Linked DNA regions of Mus musculus: regions 2 and 3 are each linked to region 1. A link is a loop called in an ENCODE intact Hi-C map of the cell type or tissue named here. Cell type or tissue: heart. All regions are shown on one strand.

Region 1 (8,000 bases):
TGACCAGCCATCCTTTGTGCAGTTCCGGAACAGAGACCCTGAGGGTGACAAGGGTGCAGCAGATGAATAGTGGAATCATTACAGGAAACCTCTGGCAACATGTAAATATGGACATCATTCTACAGGTGGGCAAGTTGAGGCATGCAGTGGCCCTATAACATGTTCACATCATAGCTGAGTAAATGGAGGAAGAGGGTTGGACCTGCAGGACTCTTCACGTTTTGTATGAATGCCCTTTCTTACCCCGACCCCAGTTCTGCTGGCATGATAGGTGGGTCCTGGAGCATCTGGGTGGATGCAGAGGACTTGACTTCTGAGGATGGACCCCTAGGCTGTAAAGATGCTCTCCCCTCCTCTCTCTCTCTCTCTCTCTCTCTCTCTCTCTCTCTCTCTCTCTCTCTCTGTGTGTGTGTGTGTGTGTGTGTGTGTGTGTGTGTGTGCCTTTGGAGACAGAGTCAGTCTCATCCTGGCTTGGAACTTGCCAACTAGACTGAGCCAGCTGGTTCGTGAGTCTCAGGGATGCACCTGCCTCTGCCTCCCTGGTTCTGGCATTACACGTACATTTTATGTCCAGCCTGGCTACCAGACTCAGGTCTTTGTGCTTGACCACTGTGTCTTGCTCATCTCACCAGACGGAAACCAGCAGAGGCCACTGGGATAAATAAAGTCTATGAGGCGGCTGTCCCTTGTGAGAAGAATTGGGTTATTATTCCTTTAGCCACAATGTTGTCACTGCCTGTTGGGAGCAACTGTGTTTGCCCCCTCCCCCCACCCATGCCTGGCACGAGGTTGCAGGTTAACTCCTCGGACCGCATGAGTAATGGGTTTCTGGAACCAAAAGTGTGGCCCAGAGTTGTTGGGCATCAACACTGGCTTGCTGTTCAGGCAGAGTAATAAATGAGGTTGACAGACATGAGCTCTTCTCATAGAGAACAGGGTTGAGTTCCCCACTATATGGGGTATGCTAGGTGGGGAGGATTTTCCATGGTGGGCATGCATGTGTGTGCTTGTGTATGTGTGCATATATGGTTCAGGGAATCTTACCAGGACCACTGGCATGCTAGGTACACATTTAACATTTACCTGTTGAGAATTGGTTCTAATACCTTGTCTTATTTTGGCTTCCAAAAGTTGCTCTTCCAGACCTGAGGGTCCCTGCCCCTATCGGAGTATAAAGTCTTAGCATTGAAGGGAGGGGTGAGAGAGCTTTGGAATGAAGTCAGGGAAGGAGGCTGTGGGGCAGGAAAGAATGATGGCCAAATGTGGGCTGACTGGATAGAAAGACACAGCTCCAGAACAAAAGGCCATCAGCACAGGCCGAGATGGTGGCTCTCTATGGGTCCAGCACAGCACAGCTGCCTGCCTGTCTAGGGTCCTCAGGGACCCAGTAGCATTCCAAAGATATCTGACTATGACTCAGTTGGTTCCTGAACCTTTGACAAAGCTAGGATGATGCAGCAAGAATGGGCTCTCTCTGTACCCTCAACTCTACTCACTTCCTCTGAGACTCATTCCTAAAGGGACAGGGATCCCTTCAGAAGAGCCCAGAAGCTGACATTTGCAGGCCTGTGTATGCATGCATGTGCATTTCAGGGAAGAACCTGTCCAAAACTGTCATTTGCTTCTTGAGACCCTGGGATCCTTCCTAAAAGGCTGGACCAGCACCTGATCCCATCCAGAAACTTGTGTATGGGGTGTGTGTTCGTGTGTGTGTGTGTGTGTGGTGTGTGTGTGTGTGTGTGTGTGTGTGTGTGTGTATGTGTGTAGAGGGAAAGAGAGATTGGGGATTGAACCTAGGGCCTGGGATATGCTAAGAAAGAGCTCTCTCAATAAAATATATCTCTAACCCTTTTTAACTATGTGTGTATATACACACACTCCTGTGTGTATGTGTGTGTATGTGCGCAGGTGTGTATATATATGGGGTGTGTGTGTGTGTGTATGTGTGTGCGCAGGTGTGTATATGTATGTGTGTGTGTGTGTGTATGTATGTGTATATATGTGTGTGTGCGCGTGTGTGTGTGTGTGTGTGTGTGCGCGCGTGTGTGTATATGTGTGTGTGTGTGTGTGTGCGTATGTGTGTGTGTGCATGTGTGTGTGCAGGTGTGTGTATGTATGTGTGTGTGCATGTGTGTGTATGTATGTGTGTGCGTGTGTATGTATGTGTGTGTGTGTGTGCAGGTGTGTGTGTGTGTATGTGGTGTGTGGTATGTGTGTGTGTATGTGAGTATCTATGCAGGGAGGACAAAGGTTGACATAAAGTGTCTTCCTTGACCTCTTCGCCTTATTTTTGTTTTTATTTTTACTTTTATTTTTGTGAGGCTCTCACTGAACCTGGAGCTCGCCTACCATGCTAATCTGACTGGCCAGCAAACTCTAGATCTCCAAGTGTCTGCCTCACCCACTGGTGCTGGGATTCCAGGCATGGACCTCTGCCTGGCTTTCACAAGGGTGGTGGGGATCAAGCTCAGACCCTCATGTTTGCAGTAAGCACTTTCCCCGCAGAGCTGTCTCCCAGCCCCTTCTTTTACATTCTGTTTTGAGACATAGTCTCTAAGTTGTCCCTTACACTTGGGAGTCTTCCTGCTTCAGCCTTCGAGGAGGCTGGGTTCACAGGACTGTGGTATCAAGGCCCACTAAATACAATTTAAACAAGGAACACTGGAAATACCAGTGCTGTTCAAAGAATCAAAGGAATGTCTCCTTGAAGGAACATTCTAGGCCTGGAATGAGAACTATCTGGGACAGAAAGCAGCCTGCAGTTTTTCTAATCATCCAAATGGCCGTCTGGACCAGTATGGAGACTGCTGTGGGGAAAGGCTACTTAGGAGTTAACTCTAGAACACATTTGTCTCCTTCCAAAGGAAGTTGTCTTTAACAGTGGCTGGTGTCCACTTCCCCACAGAAGCACTCCGTGGGGTTGGGAACACACTGTGGGGAAGCTTTCTCACTGGAAAGGCAAAAGGCAAAAGTCCAAGCAGCTCTGAGGCAGCACTATGCAAGAGAAAAGTTCTTGGTCACTAGCGGACCCAGACAGGCCTTGACCCACGCTCTTGGGCAAGCCGACACCCTGAGGGCAGGTATGGCCCAGTGAGTGTAAGATCCTCCCACCAGCCCTGGAGCCAGGCCAACTCCTAGAAGGCAGGGCCTCAGTGTCAGCCCGTGTCCCCACACTGACACCTTGTGGCAGGTAGATGAAGCAGCAGCAGCAGCAGAAAACTGCTTTGTGGGGGATTTGGCTGTGAATTGCCAACAGTTAAGAGGTGGGTGGAGTTCAAGCAGTTAACCAGGCAGGCATTTGGTCACCTTTGTGGCCAGGTACTGGCTCTTCCTGGGTAGGTGTGGGGCTCTAAGAAGGCTTTTTGGAGGGAGTGCCTGGTACAGATGAGAGGCGTACATCCTTTTCAACAGGAAGCTGCCTGGCCATGGCGGTACCTGGACGTTAGGTCAGTACATTGCTCCAAGTCATGGCTGCGTGAATGGCCTGAGTCCTGAGCTTCACAGACTCAAGTACCTGACATGGAGGGGTCCTGCCAGGAGGATAGACCCTCAGTAGAATTGAAGGCGTAAGCATCTCAGGGGAAGGGGGCGATGATGGAGAGGTGGGAGCGGGGAGGGAGAAGGAACAAAGGAAAATGTTTTAAATTTACTTCCAGGGCAGGGGAGAGGCCAGGTGAGGAGAGCTTGCTGTGCAAACACAGGTCCCCAAGTTCAGATCCCCAGCACCCATGTGAAGCTGGGCACGGCAGCACGGCACAAGATGCAGATGTACCCAGGTCAGGCATCCCTTCAGGAGTCAGGGCACCCAGGGAGCTGCTGTTTACCAGCAAGGCCCAGAATAACAGGCACAAAAATGTTCTAGAGACAGGCATAGTAGGGGTATCTGAAGCAAGGTGACTGGTTGCTAAGGGAACAAAAATATTGCAAGAAGGGAGAGGGTTCCTAAATTGGGGTTATGAGGCACATCTTAGCCAATGCCAAGTCCTCTTCCTCCTCTTTTTCCTCCTCTTCCTCTCTCCCTCCTCCCCTCTTCCCCCTCCCCTTCCTCCTCTCCTCGTCCCCTTCTCCTTCCCTCCTCCCCTTTTCCCTCCTCCTCATTCCCTTCCCATCCACCCTTTCCTCACTCTTCTTTCCCCTCTTCCTCCTCTTCTTCCTCCTCTTCCCCTTCCTCTTCCTTTCCCTCCCCTTCCTCCTCCTCTTCTTCCTTCTCTTCCTCCTCTTCCTCCTTCTCCCCTCCTCTTTTTCCTCCTCCCCCTCCACTTCCCCCTTCCCCCTCCTTCCTCTCTTCCTCCCCTCCTCCTCTTTTTTCCCCACCCTCCTCTTTTTCTTCCTCCTTTTTATTACCCTTTTTCTCTTGGATGCCCGAATGGTGGTGAGAGAACAGCTTGTAGGAGTCAATTCTCTTCTTCCACTACATAAGTAGGAAGGATCAAGCTCAGATCAACAGGCTTAGCAGCAAGCACCTTTAACACGCTGAGCCGACACAACGGCCCCAGTCTTCTTCCTACTTCCCTAAAGCCTTTGTCTCCTGTTTCCTTCCTTGGGACCCTGAGCTCTCACACTCTTGTGCAAGGATTCTAGTCTCCCAAGATTTCCCCTTATCATTTCCCACACTGCTCTCCTCACAGCTTCCTGGTACCCAAGTCCTCATCTGAGAACCAAAACAACCTCCGGTTGGGGTGCTTCACGCTGAGTGGTTACCATTTCTGCCAGAGAACATCCTCAGGAACTTCGGACATGGCACTTCCACTGTCTGTGCCAGTGCCGAGGAGGGCCAGCAGCTCATGTTGTCCCAAAACCTCTCACAGCCTGCAGAGAAGATTGGGGTGGAGTAGACCACGGGCCAAGGCCACCCACCATCCTTTAACCCCAGTTCCCATTATACACTGACACCTTGAACTCCACCTTTCCAGGGCTGGGACATGGATGGAAAGCAGGGTCTTGCACACACTGGGCAAGTGTTCTGCCTCTGAGACTCTGAGATATTTCTCCAGCTCTTGCCCCACCCCCCATAATTCCCAAAATCTTTCCCAATAGCACCGTCAACCAGAGGCAAGTGATTAACACGCGAGCCTATGGGGAATGTATTCAACTCATAACACCAGGGCTAAGGCTGTGCACGCTCAGCTTGAAGAGCGCCTGCCTAGCGTACCCAAGAGCCCTGGGTTTGGTCTCCAGCACCACATAAGCTTATAATCCCAGTAAGGAGGAAGCAGGAGGGTCAGAAGTTCAAGGTCATCCTTAGCTACACAGCAGACTGGAAGCCAGCCTGGGCTACACAAAACTCTGTCTCAAGAAACAAAAACAATGCCATCCAAGCAATGTTTCCTAGAACCACTCTTTTAGACTCCCACCATCTTCATCCTGGGCCATAGCTTGCCCTTGCCCTGTTCCTCAGCCTACTTCTGAACTTCTCCCAGGCCTGCTCGGGCAAAACACACCACATCTGACTCACCTTCTCTCCTCCCCAGACCTCTGTACCCTCTGCTAACCCAATTCATCCTGGCCAGACCCAACCCTTGCTCTCTCTCTCTCTCTCTCTCTCTCTCTCTCTCTCTCTCTCTCTCTCTCTCTCCACACACACACACACACACACACACACCTCCTTGCCTCTTCACAATGGCCCTGAGCCTGCCTGGCATCAACCAATGCCTTGGGACAGGTCAGGTGGTTGGAAACTATAATCAGGCACCAGATGGTGAGCTAGGCAGGCACATTCTGCCTCTATGTTTCCTGACTGGGTCAACTCAGTAAGCCACACCACCTCACTCTTCTTCACGGCTTCTGCTTCATTGAAAGTGGGGCTGAATCGGATGCCTGGGTTCCTTCCACAAACACCAGACCAGAGGGCCCTAATAAAGACATGGAACCGAGAAGCCATCAGGGATGTCAAAAAGCATCTGTGGGCAGAGGGGACTGGTGTGAACACCAGGGTGCCAGCCGGTCCATCCACCATTCACTGGCCTCATACTGAGTACCCCCACTATGCCTGGCCCACAGGAGGCTCAAGGGCTTCAGCTGTAGACCGTCAGATAGGCTTCTGCTCTTGAGGATCCTCTGCCTGGTGGACAATAGTGTTCCTTTTGGAAGTTAGGTCAATGACCGCCTCTGTCTGTGTGTGTGTGTGTGCTGAGAACAGGGACACTCTGGACACTCAGCTCAGGGAGAGGCGAGTTCTCAAAGCATCTCTGGGGAGTTTATAAAAATACAGGTTTTTGGGTCTGACCTCCCAATGGCTGAATTAGAAAACTGTAGGCCAAAGCCCAGAGCACTGTATATTGGACATACTTCCCATTGCTTCTGATGGGAAGTACAGGGCAGAGCCTCTGTGGTGGGTCAGGTTACCATGGAGATTGTACTGAGAAGGGATAGGAATGCCATGAGGACACCTCACTTGTTTGTACTGATGCTTCACCATTGCCTCCCACTGTTTTTCTGTCTCCAAGTTTCATGTATCCCAAAATAACCTTGAACTCGCTATCTGTCTCAGACAGGCCTTGAACTCCTGATCCTTCTACCTCCACCTCCTGAATCCTGAGAATACAGATTGTCTTAGGTCATTTCCATTGCTATGATATAATAATATTCTAACCAAGAGTAAGGGGAGGAATGACTTATTTTTTTATATTTCTAGGTTAAATGACTGTGGCAAGAACTGGAAGCATTTAGTTAAGTTATGGCCACATCAAGAGCAGGGGAGAAATGATTGCATGCTTGCTTCCTTTCTTGCTTGTTCTCAGCTCAGTTTCTCCACTTTTATACAGCTTGGGACCCCTGCCTAGGGAATGGTGCTACCCACAGTGAGTTACCTCTTCCCACATCTATTAACTCAATTAGGACAATCCCCAACAGACATGCCCACAGGCCAACCAATGTAGACACTCCTTCATTGAGACTCTCTTCTCAGGCAGCATTAGGTTGACTCAAGTTAATGATTAAAGCTAATCATAACAATCATCATTTATGAGTGGCTGGGGATGGAACCCAGGGATTTATGCCTATTAGGCTATCAACTGAGCCACATCCCAGACCGGGTTGTGATATGAATAGAAATGTCCCCTACTGGCTCCTGTACTAATCAGTTAGTTCCCCAGCTGGTGGCACAGTTCTAGGAGGCTCAGAAAGTTTTTTGAGGGGAGCTTGTTGGAGGGAGAAAGTCACTAGGGTCCAGTCTGTGAGTGTTTGCACAGTATTCAGTCTCTCTCTTCTGCTCTACCTCCTGCCTCCCATGAGACGAGCAGCATCCTTCTGAACGTATTCTTACCACCACGGCATTCTGCCTCAGCACAGGCCTAAAGTCAGTAGGGCTGAGGACAAGAGATTGAACTCTTGGGAACTGTGAGAAAAATAATTTCCTCCTCTCTTAGGTTGTTTATGTCAGAGCAACAAGAAAACCATCCAATATAGATGGGGTTCCAGGAGCCAGCAAAAGCATCTGCGAAATGAAGGACTGGATAGATGCTGATCCTTTGAGGAGTCCAGGAGATGAGCAGTGCTTGGATGCATCTCAATCTTCACCCAGGATCTCACAGGGAGCCTGGGGCAGAAAGCTCTATGCATTTCTGTCTTGGAGCAGCTATGGAGTTCCTGTCTGCCCCACCATCCCAGAGGCTGCCAGTCTTTCTCTAGGCACCCATGGGTGTTCTCTCCAGGTCTGAGAAGGGTCTTCCCAGTGTCCCTGGGTGTGACAATGTCCACTGTTAATTTGATGGGATGTAGAACCACTTAGGAGGTAAACTTCTGAACGTGTCTGGGTTTTCTAGACCGAGTTAACTAGGGTGGGAGGAGCCACTCTGAGTGTGAGCAGCACCGGTCCATGGGCTGGGTTGAAAGGAAACGGGGAGAGAGCGAGCTGAGCACAGACATCCATCTCTCCTCTGCTGACTGTGGCTCCTGTGGAGTAGCTGACTCCTGGTGCTGTGCCTGCCACGATGGACTGCGGACTGCTCCCTCAAACTGTGAGCCCAAACCAACCCCGCCCTTTCTTAAACTGATCTTGT
Region 2 (8,000 bases), 120 kb before region 1:
CCCTCCCATCCACCAGCCAGTCCTCAGAGCTGCCAGAAGCATTTGAAGACAGAGTAACCATCATGGCCAAGAGGAGCCTTAGGACAACTATGGATCTACAGGAAGGCAGGCCAGCTGCTATACATGCCTGCCACACAACTGGATGACCTGAGTTTGATCCCTAGAACTCACGGATAATCTGAAGAAAAGAAATGATTCCATAAATTTGCCCTCTGACCCCACACAGGCCTGCCTCTCCCTTCCCCCCCCCCCCACACACATGCGCGCGAGAGAGGAAACTGGGGGCTATTAAATGCAAAGAAATATGTAAAGATAAAAATGAAATACTAGGGCCTATAGAGATGGTTCAGTCAGCAAAGTCCTTGCCATATACGTATGAGCACCCAAGTTCAATATCCAGCATCCCTGTAAAAGAAGGAGGGTGAGCCAGCACAGGGGAAGAGCCAGGGGGATCCCTGGGGTACTGGTGAGCTAGCCTAGCCTGGCCACTGAGCTCTAAGCCAACCAAGGAGAAAGCCTATCTCAAACAAACAAAGCAAAAAGAGGGTAGAGAGCTGGAGGGCTGGCTCAGTGTGGTTAAGTACACACACTGCTCTTGCAGAGGACCAAGCTTCAGTTCTCAGCACCTGCATTAGGTGGTTTGTAACTGCCTGTAATCCCAGTTGCAGAGATCCAACACCCTCCGGTCTCCATGGGCAACTGCTGCACAAAATGGACATAAACACACGTACATATAATAAAACAAGACCAAGGTGGCTATCCAAGGGCGACCTCTGACTGCCACATGCCCATATACATACATGAACACATACCATCTTGGACATGCACACACATACCAAATACAGGAAAAGGAAAAAACTTAGGATAGTGAGGTTGCAGCGCCCCCTCAGGCTGCCTCACAAAGCAGCATCACCAGGAGTAATAGGATGTGAAGTAACTCAGAACTCAAAAGCTGGACAAGCCATTCATCACAAAGAATGACCTAGCACTCACAAGTAGGATTTGATATCTTAAAAATACCAAATGCTTCCAAATCAAAGAACATGTAAAATCTCACCTCATCGATACGATATTTTCTGCACTCTTGATTCTATTACAGAAAACTGGTCATTTATAGAAGGAAATGTATCATGGTATTTCTATAATAAAAATATATGATTAAGTGCATAGGAGGCTGAGGCAGGACCACCAGGTTGTGGTCTGAATATATGTGAACACTTGGTCCCCAGCTGGCTATAAGACCTTTAGGAGGTGGGGCTGCTAGAGAAAGCGGGCCACTAGGAGTAGACCTCAACAGCAAGCACTCATGTGCTGAGCCATCTCATTGGCCTGACCTTCCGAGTCAGGTCCCTCCCTCATTAGTCTGGAACCCATGAGGCAGGCTATGCTGGCTGGCCAGAGAGCCCCAGGAATCCTCCATCCTCTGCCTCCTCCACCCTGAGATTACAAATGTACACTACCATGTCCGGCTTCTTCGCCTGAGTGCTGGGGGCTGATCTCAGATTGTCAGCTTGCACACCAAGTCCCTTAGCAACTGAACCATCGTTGCTACTAAATTCCAGCCCCGTATTCTTAATTTCTTTGTTCTTCCTTTCTTCACTTTTATAATGGGGTTACTACCAATCCTGCTCAAATGGAGGCTAAAAGGGAGAGAGGAGACAATCTGGCCAAGATTCTTAACCCAGCCCCTGACCTACAGGTGAGGCTAGCCCGTGTTATTACTATCCCAAAATTCTTCAATATCAAACTAGATGACCCTTTGTATGAATTGGTGGAGCCAGATAATTGCATTTATGAATTTTATGTGCTCATGTGCATGCCAACCTGCTTGTGCTCACACATGCAAATGTGTGTACCACAGTGTATACAAATAAGTTGCAAATATGTGGCCCCACCAGCCAGAGTTCTTCAGAACCTTAAACCAGATGACAGTTTTGGACACAGAGCCCACAATTCAAAAGAGTCCATACCCTAAAGCTCTCTTGTTTTTCAATTGTCTGTTTGTTTTTGACACCAAGTCTCTGTGACACAAACTCCCTAAGTAGCTGAGGATGACCTTGAACTCCTGATTCTCCTGCCCCGACCTCCTGAGTGCTGGGATTACAGATGTGCACCACCTCCTGAGTGCTGGCATTACAGATGTGCACCATGCCCCACCTCCTGAGTGCTGGCATTACAGATATGCACCACCTCCTGAGTGCTGGCATTACAGATGTGCACCACCTCCTGAGTGCTGGCATTACAGATGTGCACGATCCTGCTCAACTCAAACAGTGTTTAAGATGGACCCCAGGACTCGGCACATGGGTCAGCACTCTACCAGCTGAGTAACATCCTCAACACCCCCAAAGTTGACTTTCATAGCTACACTTGCCCCACATACCCAATAGAAACAGGCAGTAGTGGAAGGCCAAGCAGGCAGGCCTGAGCATGCAGCTCTTACAGGCACCACTGTTCTACAGAGGACAGCGGTGACCAATGGTTACTGTGAATGAATCATTCTGTGGTAAATGGGAAGCAAAGAACAGTATGGTCGGGGAAATCACAACTTCCTGTGCCACCAGAGCAACTTGATTCACATCTTGTTCCTAAGGACTTTAAGAGGCACCCATTCTGCCATACCAAGAATATCACGGCCCTTGCTGCATTGATACCAAGAAATACTATGACCCTCTAACGTGAACATTTGAAAACACAGGCTGGTGAGATGGCTTAGCAGCAGGTAAAAGCACCCGCCACTGAGCCTGACACGAGTGCTTAATTTCTAGGACCCACGTGGTAGAAGAGAAGAACTGACTTCACACACACACACACACACACACACACACAGAGAGAGAGAGAGAGAGAGAGAGAAAGAGAAAGAGAGAGAGAATAAATAAAATGCTATAAAATATTAAGATAACTTGAAAATACCTCTGTAGAAATCTGTTTGTAGTTCAAAATCCTAATACACTTTTGTAATGACTTTACAAAAGCAGGCCACTCTATAACTGGCACCAGGGGTGACCAGAATATGCCACCCCAATATATGTCTACCTTGCACAAAGATTATTTAGAAATAAAAGCTCTAGTGCTCTGGACCCTCCCTGTTCGACTAAAACAAAGCCTCTTGCCCCTACCCCACAAGACCACAGAACAACCTTGAAGACTGCTGTGCCACCAATCAACCTGCAGGGGGCATCAGAGTGAGCCACATTGCAAAGCTTCAGCAACCAGACCTCTGCTTCCCTTGTTCAAAAGCTTCCAGGCCTTAGGTAAGGGTCTGAAGACCCCTTCCTTGTCTGGGAGCTTCTCTGAGAAGTTTTCACACCCTAGGTATCCAATATATATGGCATGCACTTAGCAATAAACTGCTGGTTTTTCTCTTGTTCACCTGCCCTTTCATCTGAGAACTTACAAGGCTGGAACTGGGGAGATGGCTTGGTGAGTAAAGCACTTGCTTGCCCTTGCCATGTAAGTGTGAATCCCCAGTGCCCACATGAAGCCTGGCATGGCTCTGCACGGCTGTAATCCCAGAGCTACAAGCAGGTGAGAGGCAGAGACAAGAAAATAACTGGGAGCTCACAGGACAGTTACAGAGCAGGAAACACAAGACACCCTGTCTCAAACGAGATGAAACTGGCATGGGGTTGTCCTCTGACCGCCACATGTGCTCTGTGATACATGACTGTGTGTGTGTGTGTGTGTGTGTGTGTGTGGCATGTGCTCGTATGTGTGTACACACATCATACCTACACAGATTGTTTTTAAGACCTTAAAAGGAAGGAAAAGTTACTCTTAGTATCAAATATCAAAATACCCCTAATAATTAAGAACACAGCAAGAAATAGTCAGTCTGTGACGATGCACACCTTTAATCCCAGCACTTGAGAAGCAAAAGCAGGAGGATCTCTGAGTCTCAGGCCAGCCTGGTCTACAGAGTGAGTTCCAGAACAGCCAGAGCAACACAGAGAAACCCTGTCTCTAAAAACAAACAAACAAACAAACAAACAAACAAAGAAGATGGCAACAGAATTTTGTATTTTGTGTAAGCCAGAAGTTACTTTATGAATGATCATGGTCTTTAAAATGTTTTAAATAACCAAACAAGCAAAGGAAACCAGTTGCCAAACCAAGCCCATTTATTTACCACTAAAAAAGAGAGCCCTGGGAATTAAGGAGGAGAAACTGGAGCAAGGTAACAATTTACTCACAGCTGGAGAAATGGCTAGGCAGTTAAGAACACATGATGGCCTTGCAGCTCCCAGGACCTGAATGGCAGCTCACAACTGTCCACCACCCCAATTCCAGAGAATTGGTGCCCTCTTCTGGCCTGTACTATCACTACATGCATGTGGTAAAAATACAGACATACAGTAAAATAAATAAATCTTTTAAAAACTATTTATTTGGGGCTAGAGAGATGGCTCAATGGTTAAGAGCACTGACTGCTCTTCCAGAGGTCCTGAGTTCAATTCCCAGCAACCACATGGTGGCTCACAACCATCTGTAATGGGATCAGATGCTCTCTTCTGGTGCATCTGAAGACAGCTACAGTGTACTCCTGTACATAAAATAAAATAATTCCTTAAAAAAAAACTATTTACTCTCAATAAATAGACCCCTTTGAGTTCTGAAAAAAACAAAACAAAACAAAAAAAAACCAAAAAACTATTTACTCAAGATGTCCATACAACCAGGATGATAGCAGGCTGACATCTTAGAAAAAGACATCAACTTTTTAGATGGCATTTTATTGAGGTATTGTGTATCAGTGTAGATGAATGTGCCATAGCACACTTTCAGTGGCCAGAGCACAGCCTGTGGGAGTTGGCTCCCTCCCTGTACCACATGGCTCCTCAGGTCAAACAGAGGCCTCAGGCTTGCTGTCAAGTGCTTTTCTATGCTAAGCTATCTCCCTGGCCTGAAAAATACACCTTAACCCAATGTAAGCCAGGCAAGGGCAAAGAAGGGCTGAGGTAAGCAAGGCATGGGTGACCAGACACTCCTGTGCCCCTTTCCCATGGAATGAAATGGACCGGGTTGTGAAATCTGCAGTCAGTACACGTGTAACCATAACATCATGGTCTTCATTGCAACAGATATGTCATCTATAGAACAGATATGTCATCTAAAGAACAGAATATGTCATGCTCAAGAAGGCCTAATCAAGTTAAAAAAAAAGAGTAGAGAAAAATCATAATCATTTTAGTAACTTTTAAAAATTGTTTATGTGTATGTGTGTGCACCTCCTTGGCTGTGTAAACACAACGTGCCTGCAGTACCCACAGAGGCCAAAACAGAGCCTCCATCTCCTGGCACTGTAGTCGCTCTGTTCCAATGTGGGGGAAAAGAAACCCAGGTCCTCACAAGAGCAGCAAGCACCCTTAACCACTGAGCCGCTATCCAGCTCCTTAAGCAACTTCATGTTTTGTGTTAGGTTCATTTTTCCACCATCCTGGGGCACACGTGGCCCGCAGGCCACAGGTTAGATACAGCCGCTTGAAACCTGGAAAATCCCTAGCCACTCTGACCTTAACATCATTTGGCTTTGAAGAGAGAAGAAAGATTGGGTAAGTTTCCTGCAAGCCATTACCTCCCAAGTACACATGAGTGACTGACATGTCTACACAATCTGACCCAAAGTCAGGGAGGCAAAGGGACATAGACAACATGAGTGGAGATCTGTCACCTTGTTTGAGTCACCCAACAGACACCTACACAGACCCAAGAGAAAGGTGAGAGCTTCAAACAAAAGTGGCTTCCAAGTCCCTAAAAAGTAACCTTGGTGATCTTCGTCACTATGACACACTCAGCTTGCACATGCACGTGCACATACACACACAAACACAAACTAGAGCACATACACAAATGCACACACACACACACACACAGTTGAAGATGACTTCGTGGTTAAAACCCTTGCCACGTAAGTATGAGTACCAGAGTACGATCCCAAGAATCCAGTGAGTGGGCACAGAGGCTGCTTATAATTCCATCCTCAGAAGGCAGAGACGGGGGGTCCCTAGAGGCAGTTGGCTAACAAAATCAGCCATGTCAGTGAGTTCACACATGCACACACGTACACATAGCATGCATGCACGCACAAAAATGGAAAAAATAAGTAAATAAACAGTAAACATATATATAACATCACTAGGCTTCCAATTCATGGAACTATATATTAAAAACTGTGCTGTGTACTCTATATCGATTTACTTGACTTAAAAGAGTAAAAGCATATGCAGGATGCTGTATCAGATGCCTTGGGATGCTTCAGTAATGAAGAGCAATAAGGCCCTCTCAGTATGAGGGCCGTACGTTCGGGATGATAAACTAGCACCACCAGATTTTCATTCCTGGGCCAGGGAGATGCTCAGCTGGTAAAAGTGCCTGCTGTCCAGCCTGATGACCTGAGTTTGATCCCTGGGGGAGAACTGGATCCTGCCAGTTATTCTTATTTCTACATGCACTCTGTGACATAAGCACCCCTACACACACATACACACACACACACACACACACACACACACACACACACCATGTATACACACACACACACTAAATATATATGGAAAATGCAAAGAATGTCCCATCTCTGAGACCACAGAGATCAGAGCCCTCCTGATTTCTTCAGCTCCCTGCTCCCACAGCCACACGCCCTGCCAAGACTCCCAAGGGCTAGTAAGAAGAGAGTGTCACTCCCTTGCCATTCAGTCTCCAAAGATACAGACTTGCTGCAGGTAAATGTGTGTGTGTACATGTTTATGTACGCACATGTGTGCGGAGACCAGAGGTCAGTGGTGATGCCTTCCTCCATCTCTCGCCACTTTACCTTTAAGACAGGCTCTCCCACTGAGCCTGGAGCTCAGCAACTCTGCCACACAGGTTAAGGAGCAGAAGCACTACATCCCGAGTGTGTGTATTCTGACATGAGTGAGGCCTGGCAACGACTCTAAGACCGATTAGACAGCAGTAAGCTGGCAAAGCCATTACCCATTTGGGCCAGGCTCAAGAGGGATGGCAGAGCCTGGGCATCTGAGTATGGGTATAGATGGTTAATCAGTATGTGCAAAGACTAGCAACTATACTTTCCTCCTCCCAGAAGCTTGTAGCCTGGAACTGCTCGCCTACAGAGAGCTGCTGTCCTGCACCGCCGTACCATGCTGAAGTGCCAGACGGCTGAGGTAACAGTCAGAGAAGCTCACCTGATCCCAGCTTCATTGTCTGTGTGTCTGTGAGTCTGTGAGTCTGTGAGTCTGTGTGTCTACCCTTTTCTCTTGCTACCCCTAAATAGGGTTCTGGGACCCAAGCTATGTCAGATGTAGTAGACAGACTAGACAGTGAGCCCCAGGGATGCTCCATCTCCATCCCCCCCTCAGCCTTCCAGCCATCCCCCAGGCCCCCCAGAGAGATTAGAGGTACACACCTCCATTCCTGTATTACATGGGTTCTGGGGCATCAAACATGTGTCCCCCTCATGCATGTGTGGCAAGCACTTGCCAGTCGCCTCTTCTGCCCTGGACCTTTGTTTGTTTGAAGTTAAACACAATGGAAATAAACCTCTGGGTGTGTGTGTTCACAGTACTCACTAACAACTGGGGCAGCTGATGACAGGACAAAGGCCAGCTCAGGACATGGGCCAGCCTAGCCTCTGCTAGCACCAGCTTACAAAATGCTTCTGGCTTTGGTGGTTTTTCTTAGCTGGTTTTGCTTTGTTTTGTTTTGTTTTGTTTTTGAAGCATAAATATTTCTATGTGCCAAGAATGGCATAAAATTGACTATACATCCTAGGCTGGCCTAAAACTTGCTAAATAGCCCAAGCTAGTGATCATCCTGGCTCTGTGTCCTGAGTGGTGGCAATCTAGGTGGACACTACTAAGCCCAGCCTAACTTTGTGCTTTTCAAAGATTATTATTAACATCATAGTCAGATGTTTTCATTGCCAAGACATAAATGAAACAAAGAAGCTCTAATTTCCCATACCTTGCTTTAGAAATATTATAAATTCCTTTACAGTT
Region 3 (8,000 bases), 60 kb before region 1:
GCAAGAGAGAGAAAAAGAACAAGAACAAGAAAGCAAGAAAAAGAACAAGAACAAGAAAGCAAGAGAGAGCAAGAAAGCAAGAAAAAGAACAAGAACAAGAAAGCAAGAGAAAGAATGGCAAAATCCCGTCCCTTTTAAGGAGAATTATCCTCTGCCTAGGACGTATTACTCCCTGATTGGCTGCAGCCCATCGGCCCAGTTGTCATCACGAGAAAGGCAGAACACATGGCGGGAAAACTGCCCCTGCACGTGTGCAGATTATGTTTACTACTTAGAACACAGCTGTCAGCGCCATCTTATAATGGCAAATGTGAGGGCGGCTTCCTACACAGCTTAACCTCCTTTTTGCCTTCCTCAGTTCTGTCCCTTTCAAAAGACACACACTCCTGACTCAAGGACCCCAACATAATGGTGTGGCTCAGTTAGTAGAATGCTTGTCTATCATTCACAAAGCCCCAGGTTCAGTCTCTAACACTATAAACCAGTGGTTCTTGTGACCCTTTTGGGATCGAGAGACTCTTTCATGGGGGTCACCTAAGACCATTCTGAATATCAGATATTTATATTATGGTTCATAAAGTAGAGAATTACAGTTATGAAGTAACAACAAAATAATCTTACGGTTGGGGGTCACCACAACATGAGAAACTGTAATAGAGGGTCACAGCATTAGGAAGGTTGAGAACCACAGATATGCCCAAGTGTGATGGTATACACATGCAATCCCAGTACTCGGGAAACGAAGGCAGGGAGCTAAAAAAATAAAAAATAAAATAAAACAAAGCAAGATCTTCCTCAACTACACAGTGAATTTGAGGTCATGACCCCATCAAACGATGAAAGTTATGTTGAAACGGGTTGACTATACCTTATTATCAAACATTACATCTAAGCATCTAGCACACCATGGAGTGTCTGTAATTATAATAATGATTATGTAGTTGGTTGGGTGGTTAAGTGTCCAGCTTTAAGAATGGAGATCATATTTCCCTACCACCTCTCCTCCACCTTCATCAGACCCCTGAACCATACAGACAGGAGAAGTTGTCCTCTGAGAGGCTCTACCCAGCAACTGACTCAGACAGATACAGACACCCACAGCCAAACAGTGGATGGAGCTTGGGGACTCTTATGGAAGATTAAGAGGAATAATTGTGGCCCCCTAAGGGGACAGGAACACCACAGGAAGACCAACAGAGTCAACTAATCTGGACCCTTGGGGCTCTCAGACGGAACCACCAACCAAAGAACACACATGGGTTGGGCTTAGGACCATAGGACATATGAGCAGAAGCGTGGGATATGTTCTAGCTGGGCTGCCTTGTCTGGCCTCAGTGGGAGAGGAAGCCAGTGTGGGAGGATACCCAAGGGGGAGGGGGTCCACCCACTCATAGAAGGGAAGATGGGATGGGGGAAGGGCTGTGGGAGGGGTGACTGGGAAGGGGGCAGTGGGCGGACGTAAAGTAAATAAGTAAAAAAAATTGAATTAAGTTTTTAAAAAATGAAGATTATCTTATATAGTCAGATAATGATCAAATGTCAAAGGTGGAAGTGTGGGTTCTACTGGATAATTATGTAAAACTTATGCTAATCTGAGAATTAGCACATAGACACACCCTCGCATGCTGCCTGTGGCTGCTCTGGCACCGGGGCAACAGAGATAAGTAGAACAGAGATCTAAGAGGGAGCTTGGGGGGTGAGGATGTGGCTTAGCTGGCTGTGTGCTAGCCTAGCATGCATGAAGTCCTGGGTTCCTCCCTTAGCACCACACAAACTGGAATATGGTGCCATACGACACCTATACTCTCAGCACTAGGGAAGTAGAGGCAGGAGGATCAGATGTCTTAAAACAAAAAAAGAGAATCAGGGTTAGAGTGTAGTTTGCACATATCTGTTGCATACCGTCCTGGGTTCCATCATCAGTACCGAGAAAAGAAAGAAAGGAAGGGAAACTTGGCAGACTAAGAACCAACCATCACTGCATAGTGAAGTATAAAGAGAATGCACTTAGGGGCCAGCAAGGTGGCTCAGTGGATAAAGGGACCTGCTGCTAAACCTGACTCACCCGAAGCAATCCCTCAGATCCACAGGGCAGAAGGGGAGAACTGACTCGGCAAACTGTTCTCTGACCCCATGTGTGCACCCCCACATTCACACACAAGGAATAGATATGGGATTGAACCTATAATTTAAAGGATGATACACGTACAGTCTGCTCACCATAGCATGTAAGGAGACTCGTGGAGGGAGTCAGGTAGGGGTAGGAATGAGGCCAAAAGCAAGCCCCCGGCATCTCAGGGCCATTACGTCGTGGGAGAGCTAACCACCGTTAGGCTGGTTGTGGAGAGGGGTGGGCTGCACTAAACAGGTTGCCTGCTTGTGTCTGGCCACCCAGCTGGACCTCAGGGAGGTTTGAAAATCCCTGCTGAGAAGAGGCTGGGAGAGGTCTCACAGAGCGCCGAGATCCAAGATGGTGGCGTACAGAGCTGCCTGGGGAGCCAACCTAGTCTGATGAAGAGGCTCAGGAGGGCTCTGAGAAGAAGCAGCTGCAGCGATGCAGAGCCAGGGCTGAGAGCTGCGAACAGGACTGTGGACAAGGACAGGAATGAGGTAAGCCCCGGGCATCATCCTGTGTTCCTGTCCCTCTAAAGGAGAGGTGCGGGGAGAAGAGCTCTAAAAAGAGATCTTGACTCTGGAAAGACTAGGTATTTATAGAAATGTTTCTTAGGGCTGGTGAGATGGCTCAGTGGGTAAGAGCACCTGACTGCTCTTCCGAAGGTCCAGAGTTCAAATCCCAGCAACCACATGGTGGCTCACAACCATCCGTAACGAGATCTGGCGCCCTCTTCTGGAGTGACTGAAGACAGCTACAGTGTACTTACATATAATAAATAAATAAATCTTTAAAAAAAAAAAAAAAAAAAAAAAAAAAAAAAGAAATGTTTCTTAAACCAAAAGATACCAGAGTGCCACTACTGGTCTAGTCTTTGGTACCTACTCTGAGCAAGCCCGAGGCCAGCCAACCAGCAAGGCCCTCGCTGCACTTTGGACTCTTGACCACTAGAGGGCGAGCGTTGGCCTTGGTTACCCAGTTGCTGAATCCTATTTCAGCTTCTCCAGCAGCGCCTCCTGGTAGACTTAATGCAGCACTTCAGGGGCTTGTTTCCCAAATGTAACTCTATAAATTGATCTAATTTGTGAACCACGCATGTCCAACCCCACCCAAGGGTTCCCTATCCCTACGCGTGTGCGCAGGAAAGCCAAAGGGTGTCATTCCTTATACATTACACAGAGCAGAGATGACCTCTGAACTTCCAAAGTCTGAGGTTTTTGTCCCAGTTATGAAGGGTTGAACATTTAGTGTTTGTCCATTGTTGTGTCAAATGGTTTCACTTCATGGTAACCAAATACCAAGGAAAACAAACGGGGAAGACTTTACTTGGTTTTATGGTATCAGAGGTCTCAGTACATCATGGCAGAGAGGGGGTGGAAGAATACAACAGTTCACAATATGGCAGACAGACGGCAGGGGGGAAAAACGGAATAAAGGAAAGAGTCAGAGCAAGATATAGTCCCCAAAGTCATGTTTTAGTGACTTATATCCTCCAATAAGACCCCACTCCCTGTCTCACCACTAACTAATAATGCCACGATACTATGACCCTATCAGGGTATCGGCCCATTGCAGGTTATCTGGGTCAAACATGGACTTCAGAGCAGATTAGCACTTTCTGTTCTATACCAGAGATTGTCAGTGTGACCCAAACCCACAGGTTCAGCTTCACCTGGGAACTTGGTCAAAGGCATGCTCTGTAGTCTCAGCTCAGACCTTTGAAACCCAACACAGTGGGACTGGGTCTGGTGATGTGGGAGTTTTGTTCTTTGTTTTTAAGATATACTTTTATTTTTAATCACATTTATTTGCATAAGGGTTTGTACACATGTCCAAGTGACCATGGAGGTGAGAGGTGTTGGATCCTCTGGAAGCAGAGGTACTCATGAGTGTGAGCTGTCTGATGTGGGTGCTGGGAACTGAACTCAGCTCCTCCACAAGAGCGGTAAACTCTCAAAATCCCTGAGCCATCTCTCCTAGCTTCTGGTCTGGGTCTGAATGGCTCTCCTAGAGGTTTTGATGTACACTCAAGTTTGGAGACCTGTAGTGAGAATATTGGGATTTGGGTTTAAAAAGCACAGAAATATTGTAATTGAGTGTTTTCGTTTTAATCCCAGGTGTGGGCTATGGGGCTGCTTCAGATCGTTCACAGCAGGTGATTATGATTTGCCTCATGCTCCAGCAGGGGTGTGATTTTTGCCAGCTGCAGATTCTGCGATTGTGTGACATTTGGAATTCTGGGGTCTTTTCAGGGGGTATATAAACGCTAGGGCTCGGAGAGGCGAGGTGGACCGTTGTTGGTGGCAGTTTGTTAAGTTCATGTTCAAGAAAGAAGAAATCAGATGTCCTGACAGTGAAGATCAAACTTGCCCCAAGGAATTCAACGTCCCTAACCAGCAGGAAGTAGTCTAAGGATGCCACCCCCTTTCCTTTCTTTCCTTTTTTTCTCTCCTATCTAGTGTTGGGGGCTGAAAGGAAGGAAGAACCTACCTAGAAAGAAGCAAACACTGGCTACAAAGACCCACGCTCCACTTTCTGTCCTCTTTGGCCCTGTCTCACAGTGGCCGTCAACAGTAACCAGCATGGGGGCATAGCTCCGTGCTGCCGCTCCCAGCAGTCCTGGGAGTCACCGGAACCTTGTAAAGACCTCTGCTCACACAAAGCCAGGTCCTTGGCTTTGGTGCAGAAAAGGATTTCAGAATAAGCAAGTATAAACCTGAGCTAAAATGTATTAAAACTAGAACCACAGAGACAGGTTAGTAGGGAGGACCTGTGTTGGGATCTCTGGCACCTACATAAAAATACGTGACAACCAGCCTGGCCAATCAGCAGACTCCAGTTTCAGTGAGAGTCCCTGTCTCAAAGAATCAAGATGGAAACATAATTAAGGAAGATATCTGTTATCAACATTTGGCCTCCATATTCAGGTGTCCACATGGGCCGCACAAATGTGCATGTGCACACAAACATACACAAATACACACATGAGAGACAGGAAAAAAGAAAACGCAAGCACAGTGGGAGGGGCTGAGGCACTCCAGGAGCATGGGCGTAGATGTCTCTGAGCCACAGTGAAGTACCTTAGTGGTGACAGGATACAGGATTTTGGAAACTTTTAGAATTCCATTGCTTATTGGATTCTAAGGGACCCTCTTGTACTCTGTCTCTATTCCCTTGATAACTGAGATACAGGGTGGCTCCAAAGGTAACAGGGTAAGCCAGGAGTCACAGGGCTGCACACAGGACTTAGCTACTATATATAGGAGTGTCCTGGAACAGTGCAGCTTCCCAGCTGGGAAGGGAACAAGCCTGAAGCGAATGACGATTGCGTTGGACTCTTTCTCAGCGGGCGGGGCTTCAACCAGGCTCCTCAGGAGGGAGGCCTCCTGTCTTTCCCACATCTGTCCCATAACTTGGCTTGGCTTTCTCTCCTCATAACCATGCCATGGGGTGGTGGGGGTGGGGTGGGGAGCTGAGTGTGTGGCACCTGTAACTCCCAGGCCTATGGGGCAGAGAAAGAGAGGGTAGGAGTGATAAGACAGTGGCAGGACCCATGTGTTTGGAACTGAGACAGAACCCGTGAACGGGGACAAAGGTCTTTGGTTTATGGCCTCTCGATCTATATGCCACTCTACACAGGGCCTCAGGGATTTTCCACTTAGTATATGAAAGAGGGACCCAGAGACTAAACCTGAAGGCAGTTGAGGTATATTCCTTTCTTCTTTACAGGTATTTTTATGCTCTTCACTCATGCATTCATTTATTCATTCACTCACTCACTTCCTTTGGTCCTTCTGTGGAACCCTTGCTGAACACTGCTGTGTACCAGCCTCTCAGTCCAGGGCTAGGACACAGGATTAACAGTGGGATTCAGCTGCTTACAGTGCAGCCTCCCCCATCCCTCTAGGCATCTGCTAAACTCCTTCATGGAGGGGTCCCCAGTCTTCAGCTACAAAGGATCAAGGCTACAGTAAGACAGTAAGAAGCATGGTCCTGTGTTGTCAGCTCAAGGTGCGTGGAGAGGGAGGAGCAGCTGATAGGCCTTCCGGTACAAGGACAAGGCTAGCCATGGAAGGGGCCACCAGACCAGACTCAGAGTCTGAGAGTCCAGCCCAACAGCTCTCAGGGAGTAGATACTGTGTTCTGCATCAGTAGAAGTGGGGGAAAGGGAAGGAGCGAGATGGACCACTTAGTTCCTAGAGTCTGACAGAATGTGGCCACCCTGGTGAAGAGCCAGAGCCATCTGTCCTCTGTGTGATGGCTACTATGCATCATGTTTTAAAACCCAATTTATTAAACCTAGGGAGGTCACAACTCCATATGGGGTCACTTACCTGAATGTGGCAGTAACAAAAGGTGCAGCTCTAAAATGTTTCTGAACATACCAAAAATTCATTCAAAATCAGATATATACCAGATCCATGGTGTTCTAGCCTCACTTTTCACTTTGTGACTTCACTATAGCCTTGGTTCTGACACATGTATACATGCATGCATCTACACACACACACACACACACACACACCCCACATCTCTCTCTCTCTCACACACACACACACACACACACCCCACATCTCTCTCTCTCTCACACACACACACACACACACACACACACCCCACATACCACACACACACACACGAAAAGATTAACCTCAGATGGTGTGCAGGAAAACAGTTCATCACTGGGTTAATCTCTGGAATCTAAAAGACATTTTTTGTTTCGGGGGAATTCTTAAGTATTTGTCCCTAGTCCTTCACTTCCCCCCAAAAGCCAGGTTTAAAAATGGAATTTTACAGCCATCCCCAAAATACAGGAATTTTTAGGCCTTGATATTGGTACTGGGTGTGGAACCCAGGGCCTCACAGATCTTCTCAACCAGCTGGCTCTCTCAGTTGGCTTGTCTGTCTCTGTGCCTTCCCTGGAGGAGAGTCAAATCACTGTCCTTTGTCCCCTTCTATATGGGGACATCCTACAGGGCCCACTGTTACCTCAGACAGGAGCTGTGGCAAGATGGTACACCCCTACCATGTGACCTTCAGGAAGTCGCTTAGCCTGATGGCTTTTCAACCTTAAGCAGGGAGCCAGGACTGTGGGTGAAATGACAGTCTGTCTCTGTGCAGGTGAATAAGGGGACTGAGCTGTGGCCCTGAGGACAAACAAGCATGTGAAAGGAGTAACCGAAGATCCTGTGCAGAAACATAAATGGAAGGGAACTCTAGGGGGTGATGTGACCTCTGTGGGCCAGGTCAGACCCCCAGGAAGGCAGGCTCAAGGCGGGGGAGGAGGGGGAGGGGGAGGGGGAGGAGAGGGAAGAGAATGGGCTTTGTCTTGCCCAGAAGCCCCGCCTCCTAGTGCAGTCTCTTCAGGCCACCACTTGGTTCAGCTGGGTCTCTCTCCCGCCTTTCTCATTCAGAAAGGTATAAATAAGGGCTCCATTTTCTTCTGTTCACTCCCCACCCCCCCACCCCCCCACCCCCCACCCCTGGTACCGGCCATAGCCTCCAGATGTTTTTAAACTCCCTGGTCCTTTGGGCTTCCCTACTCTTCCCAAAGTTTCCTCACTGTGTGGCTGCCTGCAGCATGTGGAGACCTCTATGCTGGCTTACCATCTCCCTTCTCTGGGAAGCTGTGGCATGAAGCTTACTCATCCCGTGGTTTTCCTTAAGCTCTACCAAATTTCCCTGGAGCTTCTGGGTAGGTCTGTCCTTAATTTTGATTTCATTAGTGAGACCAAGCCTAAGGGGGAACCTCGGTTTCCCTTGGGTCATAGGGCGGCTCCACCAGGACCCCCAAGATTCTGCTAACACTTCTCATGTGCCATTTGGTTCCTTAATCCACCAGCAAATAGGAGCTGATCCAGCACCCCTAGACAGCGTCACAAAGGCT

Evidence for each region. A loop is a pair of places that touch in the nucleus more often than their neighbours do. Peaks named below come from ENCODE experiments on the same cell type or tissue, not always from the same donor. Only the 100,000 strongest peaks of a DNase experiment are listed, where the experiment ranks them.
Region 2: a loop joins it to region 1, with 5 times the contacts of the local background. A loop is called at or near these places in 21 of 42 quality-filtered maps.
Region 3: a loop joins it to region 1, with 12 times the contacts of the local background. A loop is called at or near these places in 29 of 42 quality-filtered maps.

What each region holds. Positions count from the first base shown.
Region 1 is chr1:120,028,373-120,036,372 of GRCm38, reverse strand. It overlaps Sctr (secretin receptor), which reads right to left. Exons shown (of 14, transcript NM_001012322.2): 4 at 4,702-4,809; 5 at 1-38. Among named protein-coding and RNA genes, the nearest start is that of Gm33764, 4.1 kb to the right of the region's middle. In heart, a CTCF peak has its summit at 3,182 (motif pointing left); a DNase peak (open chromatin) is centred at 3,112; H3K27ac peaks cover 457 bases; H3K27me3 peaks cover 634 bases.
Region 2 is chr1:120,150,713-120,158,712 of GRCm38, reverse strand. It overlaps 3110009E18Rik (RIKEN cDNA 3110009E18 gene), which reads right to left. Exons shown (of 6, transcript NM_028439.2): 2 at 7,966-8,000. Among named protein-coding and RNA genes, the nearest start is that of 3110009E18Rik, 34 kb to the right of the region's middle. In heart, CTCF peaks have their summits at 3,175 (motif pointing right) and 4,304 (motif pointing left); no DNase peak of the experiment used is centred here.
Region 3 is chr1:120,088,785-120,096,784 of GRCm38, reverse strand. Gm41937 (a long non-coding RNA gene) reads left to right here and starts at 7,991. Exons shown (of 3, transcript XR_001779373.2): 1 at 7,991-8,000. It overlaps Gm41938 (a long non-coding RNA gene), which reads right to left and starts at 6,603. Exons shown (of 3, transcript XR_878466.1): 1 at 6,448-6,603. In heart, CTCF peaks have their summits at 2,839 (motif pointing left) and 3,040 (motif pointing right); DNase peaks (open chromatin) are centred at 3,084 and 5,434; H3K27ac peaks cover 255 bases.